Regions from separate parts of the Homo sapiens genome. Here region 1 is linked to region 2. The links are chromatin loops, found by intact Hi-C in ENCODE. Cell type or tissue: CD4-positive, alpha-beta T cell. All regions are shown on one strand. Each heading gives the region's core, and the rest is flanking DNA. Links, peaks and the distances in the headings are about the cores only. Region 1 has its middle 98 kb from the start of RYBP. Region 2 has its middle 100 kb from the start of LINC00870.

What was found. A loop is a pair of places that touch in the nucleus more often than their neighbours do. Peaks named below come from ENCODE experiments on the same cell type or tissue, not always from the same donor. Only the 100,000 strongest peaks of a DNase experiment are listed, where the experiment ranks them.
Region 1: a loop joins it to region 2, with 1.9 times the contacts of the local background. A loop is called at or near these places in 2 of 110 quality-filtered maps.

The regions. Positions count from the first base shown.
Region 1 is chr3:72,342,598-72,355,178 of GRCh38, forward strand. No RefSeq gene overlaps it. Among named protein-coding and RNA genes, the nearest start is that of RYBP, 98 kb to the right of the region's middle. In CD4-positive, alpha-beta T cell, for the core only: no CTCF peak of the experiment used is centred there; a DNase peak (open chromatin) is centred at 5,584.
Region 2 is chr3:72,244,941-72,257,521 of GRCh38, forward strand. No RefSeq gene overlaps it. Among named protein-coding and RNA genes, the nearest start is that of LINC00870, 100 kb to the left of the region's middle. In CD4-positive, alpha-beta T cell, for the core only: no CTCF peak of the experiment used is centred there; no DNase peak of the experiment used is centred there.

The sequences.
Region 1 (12,581 bases), core at 4,544-7,043, 96 kb after region 2:
CATTGCCTTCTGTCCCTCCAGTCTCCTGCCTCCTTCTTAGAAGGACCTTCGTGATCCCCCCTGGACGATCGTCTCTTCTCAAGATCCTGAGCTTAATCACATCTGCAAAGTGCCCCCTGCCTCAGGGCCTTTGTGTGTGCTGTTCCCTCCACCCGAAATGCTTTTCCCCGAGACATACACATGGCTCATTTCTTCGCCTCCGTCAGGGAGCTGCTCATATGAAACCCCTCGCCCCATGCTTGACTTTTCTCCATCCACTCATCACGAACTGGTGTATTAGAAATTGATGTTTTTATTTATTTTCTGTCTCCCCACAGGTATATTATAAACTGCAGAAAGACTGGGACTTTATCTATCTTGTTGACTACAGCCTCCTCAGCACCTAAATCAGTATCTAGTATCTAGCAAGAACTCAAAATAAATAATGAGTGAACAAATGGGGCTACTGAAACTCAGAGAGGGGATGTGACTTGTCCAAGGTCACAAATTATAAAGTGGCAAAACCAGGGATTTGAACCCAGGTAGGCCTGACTCCAAAGCCTTAATGGTTTGGCTCAATGACGCCTGTCAGCCTCTTAAAATTTACTTATGTGGGTACCAGGCCTTCAGGCCCTTCCCTCTGCCTTCTCCTGGTGGAGGATGTGGGCTCCTCTGTGACTCACACTAAGAAATAACACTGAGAGAAATCGTAATAGTTTCTCTTGGCCCAGAGCATTAGATTTTACAAGAGACTGAGGGCACTGCGAGAGCAGAGAGCCCACCTGTTTCACTTGGCATTGTCTAATCAGTACTAGACACATAGTTGGCACATAGTTGGTGCTCATGAAATCTTTGTTAATAAATGATGAATGACTCTCACTTGATTGCACAGAGAAGATCTGCTCTATATGTATCTATTCACCTATTCATCTATCATATGTCTAGCCATCCATCCATCCATCTTCTATCTCTCTGTCTGTCTATCCATTCTTCTGCCCATCCATCCATCCATCCACCCACCCATCTATCTATCTTATCTGTCTGTTTCTATTTTGTAGCAGTTCCTAGACTCACAACGTTTACCCAACCGTGGGATATTCAACTGGAAGAACACAGAATTCTGAACAAGGTTCCCCTTCTTCCCAAACTGTACCATGGAGGTCTTTGCTCTGGGAGAGCAGGCTTAGGAGACAGTGAACTTTAGGAACCCCCATTTTTCTACTCGAAAGTCCTAGCCTCATTCCCTGCTTCTGTGCCCATCCCTCTTGCCTCTGTCCCTCTTGGTTTTGTGATCGGTCCCACCCAGAAATGCCTTAGGACTAGGCCTCTCCCACCTCCCCTGATGCACCTGGTCTCAGAGGTCAGGGAACATAACAGTGACCCTGAGGACACAGAGGTGAGGAAAAGGCCCCAGGTTACCCTTCCTGCCTTTCAGCCTGAGCTGTGCCCTCTAAATCAGCCAGAACATGTAGACAAATGTGGTCTCTTAGACTCCCCCATACACCTACCCACATTTTCCCCACCCACGTCTCTCTTCTGTACCTACCTCTTCCTTCCCCAGGTGAGATTTTTGAGAAAAACTGAACCTTATCCTTCTCTATAGTTTCCTTCCTACCAAGTTACTGGAAAGAGAAGTCTTGAAACCCCCCCGTGTTGGGAGAGGAAAAAAAGCAAGAAGAAGGTGTAAACAAAGATTAATTAAACCTCATATGCAACCCAGAGGAACAGCCTAGGGCAGCTGCTGCAGCTGGAAAGATATTCCCCAAAGGGGGACAGGATGACAGGAGGGCCACTTGGGCTGGCAGACAGGATGTGGCAGACGCTACATTGAAGAATAAAGTTTCAGGACAAATCTTGCCTTTGAGCAAGATTTGAGGAAGATATGTTGGCACACCCAAGGAGGAAGCTCTAATTCATGTCACTGTAGGATTCATTCAACTCCATACACAGACATTCCAACCCACCACTGAAGTACTACAATGACCAGCATTGGTGAACTATACTCACTCCAAGTCTTTGCTTTATAATTGTGATGATCATCCCAGCTGGATGTAATAATAATTAGTGCAGCCACTAGTGTTGTTATGGCCACTGAGAGTCGACCACCTACTACGGGCCAGGGCTCCGCGCTCAGAACTTTATTTCTATTAACACTCAGAAATTTCACAACATCTCTATGAGGTAAGATGTGCCTGTTCTACAGATGAGAAAACTGAGGCACAGAGTTAAGTCACTTGCCCTGGACCACAAGACTCTTCTCATTTCCACTTTACAACAGAGGTCAGCAAAGCACAGCCCCGCAGGCCAGGCCAGCCACTGCCTGTTTTTATAAAGTTTTATTGGCACACAGCCATGCCTGGTTGCTCATGTATTACCTCTGGCTGCTTTGGGGCTACAACAGCAGAGTAGTTACCGCAGAGACTATATGGCCCCCAAAGCCAAAAATATTTTCTTTCTTTCTTTTTTAATTGAGACAAGGTCTGGCTCTATCACTCAGGCTGGAGTGCAGTGGCATGATCTCAGCTCACTGCAACCTTCGCTTCCAAGGCTCAAGCCATCCTCCCACCTTAGCCTCCTGAGCAGCTGGGACTACAGGCACTCACCACCACGTCTGGCTTATTTTTGTATTTTTTTAGAGACAAAAAATGCAGGTTGCCCAGGCTAGTCTCAAACTCGTGAGCTCAAGTGATCCACCCGCCTTGGCCTCCCAAAGTGCGGGTATTACAGGCATGATCCACAGTGCCCGGCCAAAAGCCAAAAATATTTTCCATCTGCACCTTTAGAGAGAAAGGTTTCTGACCACTGCCCTAGAATTTATTCTCTGCCGGTCCCCAAAGGGATCTTTAAAAATGCTGACTCAAGTCATGGCACAACGTGTTTAAAATCTTTTGAATAAAATCCAAATTCCTTCCCACAGCCCAGGAGGCCAGTAGGATTCAGTACCTCTCCCACTCTCACCCCCACTGAGTACATTCCAGCACTGGACATTTTTCCATTTATGAGCTGGGCTCTTTCTAACCTCAGGGCCTTTGTGCATGCTGCTCCCTCTGTCTGGAATGCTTTTCCTCCAGCTCTAGGTCTCAGCTCAAATACCACTTCCTCTGAGAGGCTTTGCCTGACACTCTCCATCCCCACACCCAGTCTATTTCCTTTCTAGCAGTGATCACAGTTTTTGTCATTGTTTTATCTGTCTAATCTCTCTGGGCTGCAAGCTCCTGGCGCTGTGTTCCTGCTGCTCTATCACATAGTAGGTGATCTATGAATATCTGCCAAGTGAATGCAGCACTGGCATCCAGGCTATGGGACTCCCAAGTCACATGCCTGATGCAGACCCTCCTCTCCTCTCTTTCTTCCCCGCACTGCATTCAGAAAGCAATATTCATCAAAGTCTACGGAGGAACTAGATAACTCCAAAGAGGTGGATAAGCAGGCCTCCGCCCTCAACAAATTCCCTGAGGACCAAATCCTCCCAGTTCAGCCCCTTTCCTCCTTCTTCAGAAATGGATGACCAGAGCAAACAGGCCCCCACAATGGCTGCCTGGGAGCAAGCCGCTTCCCCAGAAAGACTCTTGCTGCTCCACACCCGGGCCCCGTCAAAGATGCCCCCAGTCCTCATCCCCCAAGGGGCCTCAGGACATAGCGAGGCTTCCCTGGAGAGGGCAGCACTGCAGAACAGGGATTGGTGCCGAATAGGGACCAGATCCAGGTATAGTGGGTTGAACGGTGGCCACCAAAAAGACATGTGTAAGTCCTAACCCCTGAAGCCTGTGAATGTGACCTGATTACATTTGAAAAAAGGTATTTGCAGATGTAATTAAATTAAGGATCTCAAGATGAGATCATCTTAGATTACCTGTGTGGGTCTTAAATCCAATGACAAGCATCCTTTTAAGAAAGGGAAGAGGTGAAGATACCAACACAGAGGAGAAGGCCATGTGAAAACAGAGGCAGATATATTGGAGTGATGGGGCCACAGCCATGGAAAGCCTGGAGCCAGAATCTGGAAGAGGCTGGGAAGCATTCTCCCCCAGCGCCTTCGAAGGGAGCGTGGCCCTGCTGACAACTTGGTCAGACTTCCGGCCTCCAGAACTGTAAAAGAATACTTTTCTGTTGTTGTAAGCCACCAGTTTGTAGTTAATTTGTTATGACAGCTACAGGAAACGAATACACAGGGGAAGAGCGAACTCACCTCTTGCTTCAGCCCATGAAGAGCATGCTTCTGAGAACCACAGAATTTTCTGCTGGAAGGAACAGCAGAGCTGAGTCACCCGACATTGCCTAAATCCCAGCATCCCGGCCCCACCTGACTGCTGTTTCTACTTCCACTCACCACCCTGCTGCTCTTCCCTTAGCATTTGCCTTCTAACTGACTTAACTTTTTCTTACTCAAATGTATTTACAGGCTGGGAGCCATGGTTCATGTCTGTAATCCCAGCATTTTAGGAGGCCGAGATGAGCGGATCACTTGAGGCCAGGAGTTTGAGACCAGCCTGGCCAACATAGTGAAACGCAGCCTCTACTAAAATTAAAAAAATTAGCCTGGTGTGGGGGCTATGAATATTTGTTGAGTGTAATCCCTGCTACTCAGGAGGCTGAGGCACGAGAATCACTTGAACCCAGGAGGCTGAGGTTGCAGTGAGCCAAGGTCGCGCCACTACACTCCAGCCTGAGCAACAGAGCGAGACTCTATGTCAAAAAAAAAAGCCATATAAAATATTTACAAATAGAACTTTATGTCACTTATCAGAGGGAGAAGCAGCACCGCATGCATTCATTCACTCCATCCTCTTATTCTGTCAACGAAACATTTATGAAGCACTGACTGTGAATGGGGCAGTATTTAAGGCTCTGGAAACACAGTAGGGATGAAGCAGACAAAAAAACCCCGTCCTTGTGGAGCTTGCATTCTCGTGCAGAAGGGGCTGGGAATAGCTGCTGACTTGTCTATAGCTATGAAGATTAAAAATATTCCTTGGGGCCAGTCATGATGGCTCATGCCTGTAATCCCAGCACTTTGGGAGGTCAAGGTGGGAGGGTCACTTGAACCTAGGAGGTCAAGGCTGCAGTGAGCCATGTTCATGCCACTGCACTCCAGCCTGGCAACAGAGCAAGACCCTGTCTCCAAAAAAAAAAAAATTTCCTTGGTTGGTATGTCCCCTGATTGTGACCCCCACGTGGGGCAGTGCTCCCAGGGAGGGAGTTGAGGGCAGAAGCAGCATGGAGGCAAAGGCCAGGGTTTGAATTCTGGGCGTGCCACTTGCTGCTCTGTGCCCTGGGAACCTGAGATTTCCCTCCAAGAAAGCTGAAGGAGTCTCTAGGGCCCCCGGTCTCCTGCCACTAAGGGCCTGCAGTTCTGTGAAGGGGAAAAGCTCCTCCGCCAGGGGCAGGGCGGGGCCGGTCTGCAGGGCGAGCACAGCCGCATTCCAAGGTACAGAGCTGCTGGGCCCAGAGGTGGCCTGGAGAGAAGGCGAGAGCTGGCGAGAGGGACGTTCTGGGAGAGAAGGCGCAGCCTGCCAGAGCTCGGAGCCCGTGCCAACCCCGGCCTCCTGTGAGCAACAGGAAGGGGAGGTCGCGTGACTTGTGGGATCTGTGGGCAAAGAAACTGTGAGGCTGGACTTTCGCCCAGGGCAGACAGGAAGCCTGCTTCTGAATCCTCGAGTTAGCATACGCATCAGCCATTCACCAGACCCAGACAACCCGTTTTATATGGTTTACCCTCACAACCACCTCAAAGGCAGCATGACTATTCCCATTTGACAGATGCGGAGATCAAGACTCCTCAAGGGCACACAGCTCTAAGTGGCAGGGCCAGGATTTGAACCCAAGTCTGATCTCAACCATCTTACTTACCTTTGCCTCTATTTCTGAATTAGTAAGGTGTTGTTTGGTTGCAAGGGACAAATATCCAATTCAAACTGGCTTATCCCCAACCCCTACCCCAAAAAGAAATTTGTTGTAGTTTAGGGCTTTCAGGCACAGCTGGATCCAGATGCTCAATGTTCTCTCAATGTTGCCTCATCCTTTGGCCCTGTTTGCCTCTGTGTGAGCTTCACTTTATGGTATGAGAGGTACCAAATATGGCTACCAGAGGCTCCCAGCTTATATACTAGAAGCTTCACAGACTCACCAGAAATGTGAATCCCTGTTCTAATAGCCCTAGTATAAGTCACTGGCCCAGTTTGGGTGAGATGACCAGCCCAGAGACAGTCATATGGACAAGGATTTGCAGCAGTATTTCCATTGGCCAGGAATGGATCAGGTGTCCACCCCTGACGTTGGCAGGCCAGGGCAGTAACCTCTCACCCTCAAATCACAGGGACCGAGAATGAGGAGAGGTGATTCTCTAAGAGGAGATTGGGAATTACCAGCTGAATGGAGGCTTCACAAGCAGAACTGGTGGACATCCCCTACAGCCTCTCTGTGTTTCTCCCTTTAGTCTTTAGTAAAGTTTTTTTCTTTTTTTCTTTTTTTTGTTTTGTTTTGTTTTGGGAAAATTTCCAACCTCATTCTCATGGAAAGAAGAGGCAAAAGTTTTTAAGGCAAGGTGGTCTTGCAGTAAGCTGCCATTGTGTGGAGATGGGACTGCAGAGGAAGTGGGTTGTGCATCTGCTTTGTACAGTGATGGAATGCTTGGCTTCTTTTGGCCAACAGAATGTAAGTGAATGTGAGGTGAGCAGAGGTTTTAAATGTGCTTGCTGGTTTGGCTGGGTCTTTTGTACTTCTGCCATTCCCCATAAGACATCCTCTGTGAAACCTCTGATTCCAGAATGAAGCACATGGAACATTCCTGATCCTAACCCAAAGCCTAGAGCAGATCTACCCCCAGATGACCCACAGACCCAAGAGCAAGACAAAGAAAGAGTGTTGGTTGTGAGCCCCTGAGATTTTGTGGGGGTGCTTGTCATGCAGCATATCACAGTGCAAAATCTGACTAACACACTTTGAAAGTCTAGGGGTTCTTCCATTGAGGGAGGCCACTACTCTTGGAAGTAAACAGTCTGTCAGGAAGTGGGTCCTCTGAGCCGTGGCCACTCTATATTCTTCCCAAGATGCCCTAGGAACACAGAAGGGCTCAACCACCATATTTCAACCCCCACCCAGCAGAGTCTCCAGAAGGAATTTCAGCATCTTTTCTGGAGCAATCTGCCCTACCCTGCATCCTGAGTCTCCCGGGATCTTTACCAGCTGCGTGGCCATAAGCAAGTTAATTGCCCTCTTTCAGCCTTAGTTTCTTCACCTGTAAAAGGGAATGATACTAATCCTTAGCTTTTGGAGGAACTAATGGACAGAATGCATGTAAAACACACATTTATAGCACCTGGCACATGATAAATAGTTCAAAAAATGTTAGGTTTATAATTATTTGTTTTTGAAATTGCTGGAAGAGCAAAAATGCATTTGACTGTTCAGTCTGCTCCTCTAAGCCTTGGGAACACCATGCAATTGGTGTGTCTGTTCTCCGGAGCAGACAAACCCCCGGGTGCCTAAACTCAGAAGAGGCATTTGGGCCACTGAAGAAGCAAATTTTGATTGGTTTTGTTTTGGTTTGTTGGGGTTTTTTTCTCCCTCAATTTTTGGCTTCTGTTTTAGTTACTTGAAATCACACAGCCGATTTATTTATTTTGATTGCTCTTCACACAAGTAAAAATAAAACAAAGAAGTGCGAACAGTGACAGCCTTTGCTACAACTTTACTCAGGACAAAGAACCGTGGCTAGAAGAAAAGTCACAATTCCATTAAGTGGGAAAACACTGAACTCTCACGCTTCGTTTCCATCGGAAATTTACTATGAGGTGGGATTTTCATGCCAATTGACAAACCAGCGCCCAGTTCAGACTCCTTCAGGCTCTGCCTTCCTCAGCCTCCTGTCCCCTACTGTGCAGTGTGGAACTTGGAACGAAAATAGTGATCATTCTTAAATTATTATAATAGAAGAACAGCCACGTATTGGGCGCTGACCAGGTACCAAGCACCATGCTCAGTGCTTGATGTGCTAAGTGCTTCATTTAGTTCTCACCACATTGCTGGGAGGCTGCTATGCGTTCTCTCTCAGCCGAGGAAACTGCCACTCAGAGAATGTAAATAATGTGTCCACAGCTAGATGTGGGGAAGATCTGGGACTTGAACCCAGCTCTACTTCCAAAGCTTGTGCCCGAAACCCTATTTTGGGCCACAGTGCATGGTCCATTGTCCCGAGGACTCTGAGGTCCTGAGTCCTCAGAGGAGGCTGGGTAAGTGACAATCATGTGCGGAACCCCAGAAGGCAGCTCAGCTCCAGGGCCTGCCTTCTTCTATTTATGCATGATCTGTCCCAGCCTGTGAATTGGCCCCGTGGCTCCCCGCATGTCCTGGAAGAGGTGGATCACAAAGCTGCAGCTCCTTCAGGCCCCTCTCTGGCCACATCCAGGAAAGAAAGGAAGAACCTTCTGCCCTCACAGCAAACTGCCCAGTTCCAGCCTTGGAGGCAGGCAGCCTTCTCCACTGCCAAGGGCACTGAGTTAGGAGTGGCACAGCCACGTCTGACCTCTTCCCGGCCGTGTGGCCTAATCTCCCTGAGCCCCAGTTTCCCCATGTATAAAGCAGTGGCATAAACTTGTCTCAGTGGTTTCCAGACATTGTCAGTCAAGGAAAGCACTGATGAAAGCGCTCGCAGGTCTCTGTGTGTGCAAAACCAATGAAAGAGCAGCTGTTCCAGACAAAAGAGGCCTGGGTCTTGGCGCCCCTCAGTCTCCGTAGGGAGCAGTCACGATACTCCTGACCTAGCCCATCCCGGAGGCCCCACCCAGCTCTGACTTTCTGTGAATCTTGGATCTTGACACACGTCCCACCAGAAAGGTTTTTCTTCCCAAATGTGCTCATCAAAACTCTTGGGGTGCAAGAGACAAAAACTCAATTCGAACCAAGTTAAGCAAAAAGAGAAAGGTATGGGCAAGGTCCCTAAAATTCCATCTTGTCTTTTCTCAAAATCGAGCTGATCTTTGTAACGAGGAAAGCAGACGCTGTCACTCCCTGGCTTAAGGCCTTTCTTACATGGCTTTCCTTCTTAAATGGACCTGGGGAAAGGTGTGAATGCCTTACTTTAGCCTGTAAGTACGCGCACATTCTGGTCCCTGATTCTCACACCAACCCCATTTTGAGCCGTTCCTGCCTCTGGGCCTTTGCACATGCTATGCCCCCTACCTGAGATGACTGTCCCCTATCTCTTCCATATCCAGCTCTTTCTCACCATTCACGCTTCCGCTCAAATGGCAGCCCTTCACAGTAGCCTTTCTTGTCCACCCCAACTTAATTAGCCCACCCTTTTTACCCCCAATCACTCCTTAGCCCCTCACCTGGCGTTATTTTCTTATCATACTCTGTAATAGTCTTATCTATTTGCTTACTTATTTACTGTCTGTCTCCTCGTTAGAATGTCCATCGCATAAGGCAGTTTGCATTGCTTCCTGCAGTATTCCTGACATCTAACACCACTCTTGCCCATGTCCAAGTGCCCCATAAATGATTGTCGAATGAAGGAGTAGATGATTGACAGTGACGCTCCATGTTTTATCAAGTTCAGACTCCTCAGATTCAACATGTACCTATAAACTGGATCCTCTTGCTTCTCTCAGTGAGAAGCCACACCGCCCAGCCACATCTGTAAGCCTGTCCATCCCTGGCACCTCCCTCCCATCTGCACGTCCTGCCAATCTACCCCTAATTTCTCAAAGCCATCCACCCCTCTCCATCTTCTCCACTCCCTTCGAGACCAAGCTCCCATCTCTCTCTTGGGGCACCTGCAGCAGCCTCCCTGAGATCTCCAGAATCCCTTCTTGCCCACTTCCAACCTGATTGCCCCAGTGCTACCCTGAGAGTGTCACCCTTTGCTGATAAGTTATCAGTTTGACCATCTGATACATTCCAAAGAAGCTCAGATGCCTTCCCACGGGCTGCAGGCTCCATATGGCCTGGCCTCCCGCTGCCCCTTGCAGCTCAGAGCACTTATCACAGTTGGTTCATACATTTACACTGTGAACACTGGATCGAGTCTCTCCCCTACCTCACTATACACTCCATCGGGGGAGTGACCTTGTCTGGCTTTGCTGCATTCCTGGCATTTGGTGGATGTTTGCTTGATAAATATGGGTAAATGAATAAATAAATAAATGCTGCTGAATACCTATATATGCCAGATATTAAGCTAACATGGAAATAAATTATTTCATTTTTTTCAACAATCTTATGAGGATGAATGATTGAACAAATGAATGAATGAACTATAAACTAACAAGGGAGGAGTCACCATCCAAAAGCACACAGGAGGCCAGACATGGTGGCTCACACCTGTAATCCCAGCATTTTGGGAGGCCAAGGCGGGCGGATCACTTGAGCCCAGGAGTTTGAGGCAGGTGGATCACTTGAGGCCAGACTGGCCAACATAGTGAAACCCCATGTCTACTAAAAATACAATAATTAGCCGGGCTTGGTGGTGCACGCCTGTAGTTCCAGCTACTTGGGAGGCTGAGGAAGGAGAATTGCTTGAACCCAGGACGCAGAGGTTGCAGTGAGCAGAAATTGCAGCCTGGCGACAGAGTGAGTGAGACTCCATCCCCCAAAAAAGATATACAGGAGCCAGGAGGGCATGTAAACAAGTGAGAGGAGAAGCGCCGGTGTAAGATACTCACAAATGGATGGTACCATGGCAAAACGAAGTGCCATGGCATCTGTTATGGACTGAATTACACCCCCCCAAAATTCACATGCTGAAGTCCTAACCCCTGGTATCTCAGAATGCAACCTTATTTGAAGATGGGGACTTTACAGGGATAATCAAGTTAACGTGAGGTCATTACAGTGGGCCCCGATCCAGTGTGACTAATGTCCTTATAAAAAAGGGAAATTCAAGCACAGACGTGTACAGAAGGAAGACAGTGTGAAGATACAGGGAGAAGATGGCCATCTACAAGCCAAGGAGAGAGGCACAGAATAGATCCATCCCCTACAGCCCTCAGAAGAAACCAAGTCTGCCCATGCCTTGATCTCAGACTTCCAGCCTCCAGAAGCACGAGACAATTTCAGTTGTTTACTCCACCCAGTTTGTGGTACTTTGTTACGGCAGCCCCAGGGAACAAATACAGCATCCAAAGGCATCCACGTTCAAAAGCGTTTTTCAACCCTGGCTAGGCCAAATAAGATTTGTCTGGAGGCCACGTTCTGCCCGAGAGGGCGCAGGTGGCAACCCCTGCAGCCTGGAGAGTTCTCAGAGCACACCCTGTCCACCAGGGAATTGGCACTGTGGGAGGCTGAGGTCAAACAGATCAAATGGGAATTCAATTATGGTTTGGAGACGAGTCCGTGAGGTCACAGATTAAATGAGGGCAGGGACTGCAGCCTGGGCCTCGCTGTGGTGTTCATGCTCCGGGCTCCAGAAGCTGCACTCCTGCCTGTCACAGAGCCGGACGAGGCCCAGCCTGCTTGTCACATAGAGAAGAAACCGAAATTTAAAAGATAGATAGGTCAGATCAGTTTATATGTGGCTGTGGACTAATACCCCCAGCATATGGCAACCAATACTCTGCGAGGCACATTGGAACTCCTGTAATCAAGTATCTGTTAATTATTAAAATTGAATCTATTTTTCTACCCTTTATTTAGTTGAGAAATCTCACATTACACAGAAAGGTTAATTACAAACCGACTTCAAGAACCCTTTGTTGGAAGCTTCTGTTTCAGTTTCTCCAAGATGAGTCCTTGAACTCCATATTTGGGAATGCAGACACAGGCTGGCTTAGCAAAATCGCTTCCTCATGCTAGCAGACCCCAGATATAGCAAACCTCTCAGATGGCTCCATGGAGCTGGGATTAACCAGAAACCACTTCAAAACACCCATAACCATCTAAAATGTGGTTTTGTTGCTTTTTCCATTTAGAAAAAAGACCACCATCTTTTCAGCATGTTGTCCTGGTTGCAAAAGTAAGAGGGTCTCAAGTTCTGGGACCCCAATGGGAGACATACAATATTCCAGCAGCTACACCAATTAGGTCTGCTTGCTCCCAGCTTTGGGGAAGGTAAATGGCCTATTACTTGGCGGATAATGCATACCACATGGCATTCTTTAGCCTCAAGGAAGCCTCAGAGGCCTCATATTTCTAGAGATAACTGGAATGGCAGAGTGCAGAGCAAGCCTCCAGTACCAAGGCTGAGCTTCTTCCCCACCATAAGCTCTACCAAAGAGCCATGGTCCCATCACATCCTTCCCAGATTCAGTTCTCTCCAGCAATGCTTGGAAACTTCTTGCAGTAGGTGGAGGTAGTACTGGTTTATGTCTACCTGACTACTTTCTGCTTCCTCTGCCCTCTTTAACTCCATGTGTCTCCACGTGGTCTCAACAGGTTGTTACTATGGTGCCCAGACCCTGGGCATCATGGGTCCATGCCCCAGACTGTGCCAATCATAGGGCAACTGTGTCCCTCTGTTTGGTTCAGGGATGGGCACATAAACCACATTCCCTGGGATTCAAAGCTAGTGTGTAAAAATAGTCCTTCTCTCTTTTTTTTTTTCTTACATTTTTGTGCTATAGGGATATAGATTCACGCTTCTAAGAACCAACTGTCTGGCCTGA
Region 2 (12,581 bases), core at 6,468-8,967:
GGCTCTGGATGTTTTACAGATGAGGAAACTGAGGTTCAGAGAGGATGTGACTTGCTCAAGGTCACACAGGAGTGGAGAAGTTAGGAAAACAGGGAGCTGGGCCAGCGGGGCTATGCCGCACACCCCTGCATCTAGCTGTCATTTGGGGGGGTATTTCTCAACTGAGGGTCACCCCCCACAGGAAGGAGAGAGCAGGGATTAAGATCGCCAGACCTCTGGCTCCATCTGCTCTGAGGGAAAAATGATCACAGCAAATGCCTGGACTCAGCCTGATCCAGCCAGCTCCTCCATTTCCTCCAGACCAGAGCCGCCAGCCAAACTTGGAATTTTCCAAGCAGCCAGTTCAGCCATGGAAGCCCTCCAGGTGTCACCATCTGGGTCCAGCGACTCCAGGGCCCCAGTGGGAGGAAGAAGCACGTGCACTCACTGGGAACGCTGACCCAGAGCATTTCCTTCCTGCAGTAGACTCATCCCAGCCCGGCAAGAGTTCAGAACCAGCAGCCAGTTCCTGGCACACTGCCAGAGCCCCAGACAGATGCCAGGAATGACACTTCTTGGAGGTGCCCACTTCCAGGCAGAGCGCTTCTTTTGCCTGTCCCAGAGCCATCCCTTGCCCCAGCCCCACTGAGGAGCTGACATTTGGAAGCATCCCTCCACACCCCAGCAATGCTCAACCTCCCTTTGCTGCTGAAAAACATCTGGCCGGCTTGGCACCTAAGCTGGGTAAAAATAGCATGCCATCTTGTGAGCAGGCACCATGCCATTACAGCAGATGGAGACCTGCACTGCCAGCCAAGAGACTGCTGAATGGCAACAGACGCATTTGCAAGGGACAGGATTCACAGCTGGAAGGGTCAGAGGGCGGAAGTCAGGACCCTAGTGAGAGGGGCAGGAGGTGAAACGAGAGGGCCAGAGATTGGGGCAGGACCCCTCTGCCCTTCACAGGTGGGACCAGGCAGGGGAAGAGAGAAAATACCCTTGAACGCTAGAAGGCTGCAGAGCACACTAGTGAAGTCCTGGCTTTGAGGCCAGATGAACACACATTTAAATCTTACCTCTACCTTTACCAGCTATGTGACCCTGGGCCGGCTGTTTAACCTCTCCGAGTCTTAGTGTAAAATATACTCTGTAGGGTTCTGAGAAAGATAGTCCATCATTGTTTCTTTGCATATGCATTTTAGTGAGTGTCTCCCATGTGCCAGGCAGGCCCTGTGTTAGGTGTGGGATGTGGTGGTGAGCATGGGCCACCAACTTTTCTTCCAGCATGGGAGACAGACGTGAATTAAAAAAATGACACGAATAAAAGTAAAATGTCAACAGAGATAGATAGGTACTTCAAGCAGAAGGTTTGTGGTGCAATCAGAGCACATAATAAGGGCATGGGGGGAGCAGGGGTGACCAAGTCAAGGAAGATGTTCCCCAAGGAAGGGACAATTAAGATCCAAAGGATGAGTAGGGAATTATGTAGGGAAAAATGAGAGAAGGTATGTTAAGTCCTTAGCACAGTGCCTGGGATCTGATAAGTGTTGGTAAGTGGAATAGATTATTCATGAACACTTACTGAAAATAAAATCATAACCATAGCAATCTCTTCCACCAAGGGGTTACAGTGCAAGGCTTGGGCCTTTGGTGCCGTGAAGAGTCATGTCACAAGAGAGTCTGACCCGTGTCAACTGGCAAGGGAGCCAGAGGCGAATGGATGTTAGAAATAAAAACTCATAAAAATATCTCAAGCCTCTGGTGAGGCCCATTTGCAGGCCTCAGATACTGCAGTTCAAGCAACAAACCTCCTGAGAGGTTTGGACAGGTTGGCCAAGGCCCAGCCAGCTTTGCAGGCATGCTTTCTCCCCCTTTCTACAGGCAGCCTGCGCAAAAGCCGGGACCTTGCCTGCTCAAGCCTCCATTGCCCTGGCCCGAGCATGGCACAGGCTCCCTTTCTGTCCCCATTGACTGCAGGCCCTTGGCTGCCGCACACTGAACCTCACCCTTGGGGCAGAGCCAGCTTGTAGGGTGAGCAGGAGGCAGATTTCCCTCTTGGAATACAGACTGCCTTTGGATGAATATACAGACTCGAAGGGAGAGATGCTGGGAAGCAGGGTGAGGTCCCTTATGAAATGTCGGTCCCCAAACTCTGAGAGATGCCATGCTGTGTGGAGTCAAAGGTGACCCCTTCCTCACTGGCTGGAATGCCCACCAGCCAACAAGCAAACCATGCAGAAGCCTCCTGCGACCTGAATATCAGGCACATCATGTGCCTGTGTCCCTCAAAGAGGGATGAGGCAGAGGAAAGTAGCCAAGGGGTTGCTGCATTGAACGCCCCTGGTGCCCTGCCTTCCACCCTCCCCACCCACGCTTTGCCTCCAGCCGATGCTGCAGCCATCACGTGTGCCCACATCTCTCACTTTTCACACTGGGGATTCCCGGCTGCCATTTCATGCAGGAACGCACTCTGCTATTCTGCTGCCTGCCCAAACCCAACACACCAAACCCAACACATCATGGGCAATCTTTGACCCATGGAGGGCAGGAGCCAGTATACAATTACTTCCCTCTCTGTTCTTCAGCTAGACAATTCTTAGGACTCTTCTACGTGGCTTCTCAGAGGGTCCTGGCAGCCCTGAGCCCCATGGTCCACAGTGATGATCGGCTCAATAACATATTCTGCATTGCTTTCTTTCCTGCCCTGTCTCCAGTCTGTGAGGACAACATAAACTACCTGCATGCAAGCCTTTGTTCTGTAGCTCTGCTTTCTTGGGGTAACCCAAGCCAAGGCAGTGGTCTTCCTGCTGTCTCCCCACCAGCTGTCAGGAGAACTGGGGCTTACAGTGGCATGTGGGGCAGTTCTGTGGTCAAGAAGCCAGAGAGTTCCTGCCCCCTCCTCTCCTGGCTGGAGACTGAACAGCTGGATGGGATGAACTTCTCTAGTTGTCATGTGGGAAGGGCCCTTAGCCTGATGCCTTCCAAATGAATGTACAATAGAACTCTTCTGCCAATAGAATCATATGGATAGAGTGAATATTTGTTATTTGGGACTGTTGATCATTTATTCCTTTTTCCTAGAGAACCTGGCTTACTTCTTAGAAAAACACCTCATGACTCTTTGTGAGGTCTTGGTTGGAAAGATTTTTGGGTGACCACTGCCCACTTTGGAAGTCCAAGAGGTCATGGCTTCTCTTCCTGCCCCAGAGGCAGGCTCAGCCCACTGAAAGCCTTCTCCCTAGATTCAGTCTTAACAAGAAAGCCAAGGCTAATGGTCTGGCTGGAAGGCAGCCTGCATGATGGCAGCATGCCCACCTGCTGGGGTTCCCAATCCAGCTTTTCAGAACTCTCTTGGCATTGTTTCCTCCAACCCCAAGCCTGGCCCTCCAGCATCTTATTTAATCTTTGAATAACTCTCTCTACCTCTACCGTCCTTTTAATTAGTTTCCTTCTCTGGGTAGGGAAGTCTGTTTCTACAGCTAGCAACCAGTAATGCTTACTGATACTCACAGAACCCTAATATTTAAAATGGATAAAAATAGAGATACTCTATTGAAATGGGGAAGAGTGAGCAAGAGCTCCTCCCTTGAATCATACCCCTAACAATAGCCTCCCTGTTATCTCCAGAGTGCCACCAAGGCCTCAAAGAGCTTAATGTGAAACCCTTGGTCTCATCCCATCCTCTTTGTAGAGGTGAGGAAAGAGAAGCAAGAGAAGTCTGCTGATTTGCCAAGATCTCAGCACTGCTTACTGATGGTGTTCTATTCCCAGAGCCACGGCCTTTCTACCACACCATGGTAGCTGCCTTGCCAGAATATGGGAGACAAGGAGATACCACAGTGAAGCTCAGGGGCCATGCAGAGATCAAGGGAATAAAGTGGTCTCTCCTTTACTTCTCCCAGGTCACTATAAACAGCAACAGCAGGACAGACAGCCTTGGAGGGCTCCTTCATGGCATCAGACCCATTCCCCATCTCTGCTCTTCCAGTCCTCTGGCCTATGTAGGCATACTGGTACCATGACCCCCTCAGGTCATAATGACAGATACACATCTCAAAGTACTCTGCCAGCATTTCCCAAGGCATAGCTCCCAGCATCCTGCACCGACAAGATGCTCTGTAAAAAAAAATGAGTCCCATTGCTTCGCAGCTTTTTGGCTAAGATCAAGTGTGACATCTGTTCTTATCAATGAGACCAACAAGCATATGAGAAAAAGCTCAATATCACTGATCATTAGAGAAATGCAAATCAAAACCATAATGAGGTACCACCTCACACCGGTAAGAATGGCTACTTTTAAAAAGTCAAAAATAACAGATTGGTGAGCTTATGGAGAAAAGGGAATGCTTATACACTGTTGGTGGGAGTGTCAATTACTTCAACCATTGTAGAAAGTAGTGTGGCAATTCCACAAAGACCTAAAAACAGGACTACCATTCAACCCAGTAATCCCTTTGCTGGATATATACCCAAAGGAATATAAATCACTCCATCATAAAGATATGTGCACGCATATGTTCATGGCAGTACTATTCCCAATAGAAAAGACATGGAATCAACCTAAATGCCCATCAATGACAGATTGGATAAAGAAAATGTGGTATATATACACTATGGAATACAATGCAACCATAAAAAGGAATTAGATCGTGACATGGATGGAGCTGGAGGCCATTATCCTTAGCAATACTAACGCAGGAACAGAAAACCAAATACTGCATGTTCTCACTTATAAGTGGGAGCAAAATGATGAGAATCAATGAGCACAAAGAGGGGAACAACAGACACTGGAGCCTACTTGAGGGTGGAGGGTGGGAGGAAGGGGAGAATCAGAAAAAATAACTATTGGCTTAGTACCTGGGTGATGAAATAATCTGTACATCAAACCTCTGTGACACGAGTTTACCTATATTACAAACCTGCACATGTATACCTGAGCCTAAGATAAAAGTTTTAAAAACAACGAGTCCCTTAATAAAATCTCTAATTTTCTAGATCCGAAGATGCACTTTCTTCCTTTTTCACGTATTAATAGTAAATGCAAGGTTGTGTCATGAAGTGAATAAAAACAAGTCCTCTGAAATCTGACTACCTTGGTTTGATTAACAGCTCTGCCACTTACTAGCCATCTGATCTTGGGCAAGGTACTTAACCATTCTGGTCCTCAACTTTCCATCTGTAAACTGGAAATGAAATAAAAGATCCAACTGTGTTAGTTCAAGATGAGATTAGATGTGCAAGAAATTTGTTTGGGGAAACACCTGTGAAAGAGTATGGGGAGAAGCAGGAGGAGGCTGGAAAAGTTGTGAAACCTCTATGTAGACCTAATTCCTACAAAAAAGGAAAGGGAAGGAAGAAAGATTGGGTAGAAATAGCCTTATATTGCAGTGCAGTTCTAAGAAACTTTTGGCAAAGTTTTGAGGAATTTTTGAGTCAAAGTCAACCATCAAAGGAGCCCTGCGTCTCCCTGGAAGGGACCTACATCAGTATTCCTGATGTGCTCAGTTATTGACTGAGAGCAGCCTGTGAAAGCAAGGCCCCTGCCCAGTGTGGAGGTGGATTTAGAATGCAGCAACCAGGGCCCTTGGTCAATTATGCTCTTGCAGTAAGAGATCTGAGAAGTGCATTCTCAGGCCCCTCTTGGCCCCACATCCACCTCAAAAGACAGGATTAAGTCAGTCATTTTATATAAAAGCTCTTAAAATAGTGTCTGGCACATGGTAAGTATTCTGCATATGTTGCCTTAAAACAAATAAACAAAGTTATGAAATCAGGTTGCTTCTTAAAATCAATTTGCACACCTGATGTGATAGTGTTCCTTTTTGGTTTGAACCCTGGAAGGCTATTATTAAAGTGTGGCTGCATCTTACAATCAGCACGTCTTGGGATTGAGGTAATGAATTTGGAAAACTTTGCAAAAGATATTTCTCTCTTGGAGATTTTTATTAGCAGACTAAAGATCCTGAGAAGTCCCCCAACAGATAGACCTATGGACTTTGCTCAACTCCCTGTTTCCCAAACTTCTTTGGCCATAGACCTCTGGTTTGCATAACACTTTCAATAGATTTCTTTTCTTTTTAGTTAAAGAAGTTGGTTTCTGTTGCTTGCACCCAATTCCCAACTGATAAATACATGCAATCTCAGGATATAAAAGAGGCAAAAGTGGAACCGCTCTGGTTGATGAGAAGGAGAACAGAACTGGAATTCCATAGAATACATTTTGCCAAATGCCATGCTTTGCAAAGGCTGGTTGCTGCTATTTCAGATGATTCTCAGGTATTAGGTTCAGAGTAAATGGAGCACAAGGAACAAAGGAAGGATGGGAGATGGGAAAGGAAGAAGAAATGTTTCCTGATCCACCCAGGTCACCCTACCCAACACTGCAGCTTTTTCCACAAGGTGCCTGGAGTATACAACTGAAAAAGCCCTCACCTAACCCAACCTCCTCACTGAGGTCAGCCTGACCAACCTCATTCCATAAGCAGAGCACTTTCTCCTTCCAGTCCCCAAAGAGACATGAGCACCATAGAATAAGAAAAGGTAGAAGATAAACATCTCCCCACTGTAACCAGTGGCTGAGAGCCATGAACAAATACAACAGGAACTTTTCCCTCCATTCCACATTTACCATGTGGATTAATGCCTGCTCCAAGCCAGGCACGGTGCTTAGAGGTCAGGATTCAGGGATGACAAATGTAGACTTCAGCGTTGGGCCCGACGTCTTTTATGCACCATCTCACACTCTTACAGCCCACTTCTGCCAGAGCTGTGGCAACCCAAGAGTGCTTCACTTCATCCACACAAAGTGTTTCTTGCTTTCTTTAGGGCTTCTCTGCTGCAGCGTAGGTGCCCTAGAGACCTGCTTGGCCATTTGCTGCCCCACCCCAGCAACACTTTGGGTACAAACCGCAGGAGCAAATTTAACCTGTGTAGGGAAAAATATTTCCGTCTTCTATGTCTTGAGTAGAGCATGCTGAGGTGCATTCTCCACTGCTCCTCAGAGGGACCCATGCCCACATTGGTGTCGGATTCATTAATGCACCTAAATTGGACTGCAATCCCTGTTGCCCTCTCCCCTAGCCCCCAACACCTTTTCCCAAAAATCACTTCTTCAAAAGAAATTATCTGCATGCAAGCCCTTGTCTTATCCTCTGCTTTTCAAGGGAACATAAGGTAGGACTTTAAAAAAAAAAAACAAAAAAACACTTGTTTTGCATTTGTAGCAATTATAATGTCACATACTTCTATTAATGCAATAACTGGAAATGAAACATGAGTCTAAGGTCATTTTCATGTTAGAGAAGAGAAAAACTGGAGCACAGAGAGATCACTTGCCTTGCTAAATGTCACACAGCTAGGATAAAGCAAGAACCAGGGCTCCCACATCTCCTCCAGAGCTGCTGTTACTAGATGAGTCAATTCAGGGACTGGGAGTCTCAACACACCCTCACAGGTGAACGTTTGGAGTTCCTTTGGCTGGGTTTTGAAGGATGCTTATTAATTAGCTAGATGAAGAATGGAAAAAAGAGAGGGTTGGAATAGGAATTCTGCCTGAGGGAACAGCAGAAGCAGAGGTGCCAGGTGAAAATGATTCAACAGGGTTTATTCTGGAAACTAGTGAGCAGGGGCTTGAAGCACCGTAGGGCCAAGAAGATATACAGGGCATGGTAAGAAATAAAGCAAAACAACATACAGGGCCACGTGGACTAAGCAGTTTGTTGACTTGTGGACACTAGGAATCATGGGGTGAAAAGGTGGGAAGAATGGGTGTATTAGTCTGTTCTCACATTGCTAATGATGATACCAGAGACTGGGTAATTTATAAAAGAAAGAGATTTAATTGACTCACAGTTCCATATGGCTGGGGAGGCTTCACAGTCATGGCAGAAGGCAAACAAGGAGCAAAGTCATGTCTTACAAGGCGGCGGGTAGGAGAGTTTGTGTAGGGAAACTCCCCCTTATAAAGCCATCAGATCTCATGTGACTTATTCACTAACATAAGAACAGCACGGGAAAGACCCCCGCTGTGATTCAATTACCTCTCACCAGGTCCCTCCCATGACACATGGGGATTGTGGGAGCTACAATTCAAGATGAGATTTGGGTGGGAACACAGCCAAACCATATCAGTGGGTAAGGCACACAGGGATAACTTCAGATTTGTGGATTCTGCCCTCAGTCAACTGGCCCATACACAGAGCCTCACCATCACACAACCAAGGTCAAACTGTTTCACCAAGGGCTAAGGACTCCATTCCTGAGCTCAGTCCCCTATTTCTAGCACTCTTGATTACCTTTTTTTATTTTTTAAGAAAAAAAAGATAGTTCTTGTTCTCTTGGGAAGAGATGCATCTTGAATCTCTAACAAATAACTATTTAAGACCAGTGAGGGTCTAGAAAGGAAAGTGATGCCCATAGATGGACTCAGAACCAGCAGTCTACCAACAAGCCTCCTCCCCAGCAGTCTCTTCAAGCTGTGGCCATTTCTGTGAAGGAGGCTGAAGAGTAGCTCTTCACTCCGCAGAATTAATTACTGAGGACCACAGGCCTTGTCTACACTTGGCATAAAGAACAGTTTTTAACAAGTGATTGATTTCACACACACACACTTGCAGAAATCAGTCTCTCAACAGGCAGTCTCCTCCTCCTTTGCTGGTGAGAACATAAACTGGTGCGGGCTCTCTGGAGAGAGATTTGGCAGAATGGATGGAGAACCTTAACAGAGCTCATACCTTTTATTGCTACAATTTCCCTTCTAGGAATTCATGCACAAGAATGCTCATTCTAGCCTCATTCATATTAGGAGAAAATTAAAATCAACCTTGATGTCCAGCAATCAGGACTGAATAAATTATAGCATGTCCATTCAGTGGAAAATAATGCAGCCATTAAGCAAACATAAGGTATGTGGTAGACTGCAAAAATAGCCACAATTATTCCCTTCCCCTTATCCATGCCCCTTATAATGTGACTTTGCCACAATTCCCAAAAAGAGGTAGAGTCTATTTTGCACCTCCTGGCCATGCGAGTCACTTTGGTCAATAGAATATAGAGAAATTGACAGTCAGTGCTCCTGTCTTTAGACCTCAAGAAGCCATGAGCACTCCTGCACTCTCTCTCTCTCTCTCTCTCTCTCTCTCAGACTCTCTCTCTTCCCCCTCCCCACCCACCTTGCCTTCTCACTCTTGCTCTTGTTCCAGCTCTCAAAATCTTGACATTGACATGTGCACAAACCCAGCCTAGCCTACTGGAGGATGAGAGACCCCATGGAGGAGAGCTTAGCAGTCTCAACTGAGGCCATCTTCGATCTGACTCTAACCAGCTAACCCTCAAATACATAAGGGAGTCACCAAGTTCAGCAGAGCCACTCACCTGTCACACTTGATTATAGATACACCAATGAGCTCAGTCAAGATCAGAAGAGCCCTCCAGCTGACCAGAGGTCTCATAAGCAATAGCAAATTCTAAATGTTTTAAAATCAGCAGTTCTCAAAGCATGGTCTGGGATCTGGGAACTCCTGGGGAGTCCCTGAGGCCCTAGTAGAGGATCTGCAAAGTCCAAACTCTTTTGCTAATACTACTAACATGTTATTTGCCTTGTTCACTCTCAAGAGTGTACAGTGGACTTTCCCATAGGTTATATGATGTGTAATAACATTATTGCTGTGACAGTTAATAGAATACATGTGTGTGCATTCTTCATTCTAAAATTATCTCAGCTTTAATTTCCTATACAGTAAATATTGATAGATATAGCTGACCTAGCAAAAGTTCTTTGAGGTCCTTAATGACTTTACAAGTGTAAAAGTGTCCTGAGACCAAAAATGTTTGAGAACCGCTGTAAAACCATTGGGTTTGGGGGTAATTTGTATAAGACGTCTATACAAATATAAGCATGTAATCAAAATGTTAATAGTGATCATCTGTGGATGATGGGATTATGGGAAATGTGTATAGAGATTTTTCCCTTTTTTATACTTTATCTGTATTTTCCAACTTTTTATAAGAAATGTTTTGCTTATATGAGAAATATAGCTTTAAGATAAAGTTGACTGATCTGTATAATCTTTAGAAAGAAGAGAGAAACCTCTCTTGCTCTATGGGAAGGTCGCTCCTGTGGGAAGGTCTTGGCAGAAGGAAATAAACATGTTGAAGGCCATTCTCTGTAGCCCTGGTCACCTCCATCCAGCGAAAGTAGCAAAGGGACCCTGAATTTCCACCTCCTCCACTTCTAGAGGGCAGTTTGGTCAGCTTTCTCTCGCTGTCCTCTTTTCAAATAAGAAAAACAAGGACTCTAGTTCCCAATGTAAGGATCCACTCAGAGAAGCCCCCAAACAAGAAGTGAGCAAGAGCCATTTTCTATTCCTGCCTGTGAAGAACCTCTAGAAGTTGACTGCATTCCAGCAGCAGTTGCCTAGGGAACACCAGTGACAAAAAGGAGCCGTGAGGACACACTAAATAACTTTAGCAACTATTTGCATTTGGCAGATGTAGCCAAGGGCAGGGCCCTGCCTGGCTCCCTGTGGAAGCCGCAGGAGCCCCACAAGGAAGGGGGGGCCACTGGAACAGTCATAGGGGAGCAGGGAGGTGGGTGAAGAAGTGAGGGCCTTAACTCTTTCATTGCCCCTCCCCAAGCCTGCTGGGGCAAGGGTTTGTCCCAGAAGAGATCTCCTGGGCTTTGTGGAAACCCCAGAGAAAGTGCAGCCTCTTCCGGGAACTGGGTCCTCCCACACACCCACAGCCTACAGCCCCCCACCCACCCACCATGCCCCCCAGTCTTGCTTCTGCTTCCGCCACCAGGGAAGGCAGGTGACAGGATGGGCTGTGAGCTCCAGGCTCAGCCTTGCTGTGGCAGCTAATTGGGATGGTTTTTACCTGCCAGGTGAAAAGTCTGCCTGGGGAGGGGCAGTCAGCTCTCTGTCAACCCTGCTTCCTCTCTGTCTGCCAGCTCTCATTAGGACTAAGCCAGTCCCATGGAGCCCCAAGAGGAGAAGAGGCCAATGAGCCAAGCCGTTCCTGCCTGTGGCCTGGAAATCAGAGCTGCTTCGAGCAAGCTCTGCGCGGGCTCTTTAAGGTGAGCCCCAGTGCCTGGGCTTCCCACTCTCTGGGTGGGATGGAGACGAGACCGAAAATAGAAAGCAGCAGAGGCCCAGACCAAGCCTGGCTTTTCTCACTGCCCCCTTCAAAAAGTTCTGCTCAGATCAGATGATATCAGAAATGATTGGCGCCTTTATTTCCCCCCTTTGCTTCTAGTCCCCCACCCCCTTTCCAGTTTGACCACATCTGTAGGCTCTGTTGAAACAGAGCCAACATAAACAAAAACAAACTGAAACCCAGCAGCCAGCGAGGGCGGGATGTGCCACCCATCTGGGCAGGCCACGTGCAGGGCTGAGGACTGCCAAGGCACACCTCCTGCTGGTAAAAGGCACCGTGTGGAGTAATTAACCTCCAGGGCTTGGTGAGTGAAAAGCACCATGTAACCATGCTGGGTAATTGAAGAGGAAGAGAGGAGCGCTCTCCCGAGTGAACATTCAAATGTGTGCAGCTTGCTGGACCCTCTCAAGCAGGATGGCAGTCGGTTGGCCATGCCCCATAATGTGGCTGTCATCATTTGTCTTCCAAATTGTTGCCCAATCAGAATGGCTTCGGGACCCTTCGGCTTCTATGTATGCATATGTATAAAGAGACTTCTTAAAGCCATGCAGGATTTGTTGTTTTATTTTTTAGTGAGAATGTCCAGAGCTGGCGAAAGCAGAAGAGAAATAAACACTCCGGTAGTCTGCTGGTGAGGATGACAACTGGTCGACATTTCTAGAGGCCAGTTCCGGCTCCAACACTGCTTGCGTGTATCTGTGAAAGAGACCCAGGTGCCATGAGGCTAGGAAGGCTGGGATTTCGCAGCTCTTTGCACTGAAACTGCTGTTTCCTTGCTGGTGCTGCTGGAGATGAAAATCCACCATCCTCCAGAAACCCAAATCTCTCCTGGCACCAGCTCCCGGTGGCCAGCAAGTCCTATCATCAACTGGAAGAAATGAATGACATGCTCTCCGCATCACACTCACTTAGAGGGGTCACACAGCAAAGCTGCTTAAGCCCCTGAAGCATTTGAGTTTAGAGATGTCTCCCCTTCAGTTGACAGCTGTGACTTTCCAGAAAACACATATGCCACTGTGAGGTAGGGTAGTTTCTTGTATTCATTATACAGTACCCAGAGCTCCTCCCTGTGCTGTTTATGCTGTCAGATATCTTGTTTACCACGAAAGACACCATCCCCCATCATGGGGGTCCCCGAAACTGGACCACCATCCAAGCTATCTAAATTCATTAGTCCCAGTAGCATATGTCCAAACTCAAATGTGGATGAGTCAGGAGACTTCACTTCTTAGAGGCTGCAAATAGACAACCAGAAAAAGGATTCTCATCTAATTCTGTTCATCTGGTCGTTCAAATTCTGGTTCCTACTCCACCCAAAACACCATTACATGAGCCTGAGAAATGACTGGATTACACAGACAAATACATTCTCAATGCGTTCCTTGGGATTGTGGGATTAAGCTGATTTTCTGCCCTTCGCATCTTTCTTTGCAGTAAAGACTTTCTGC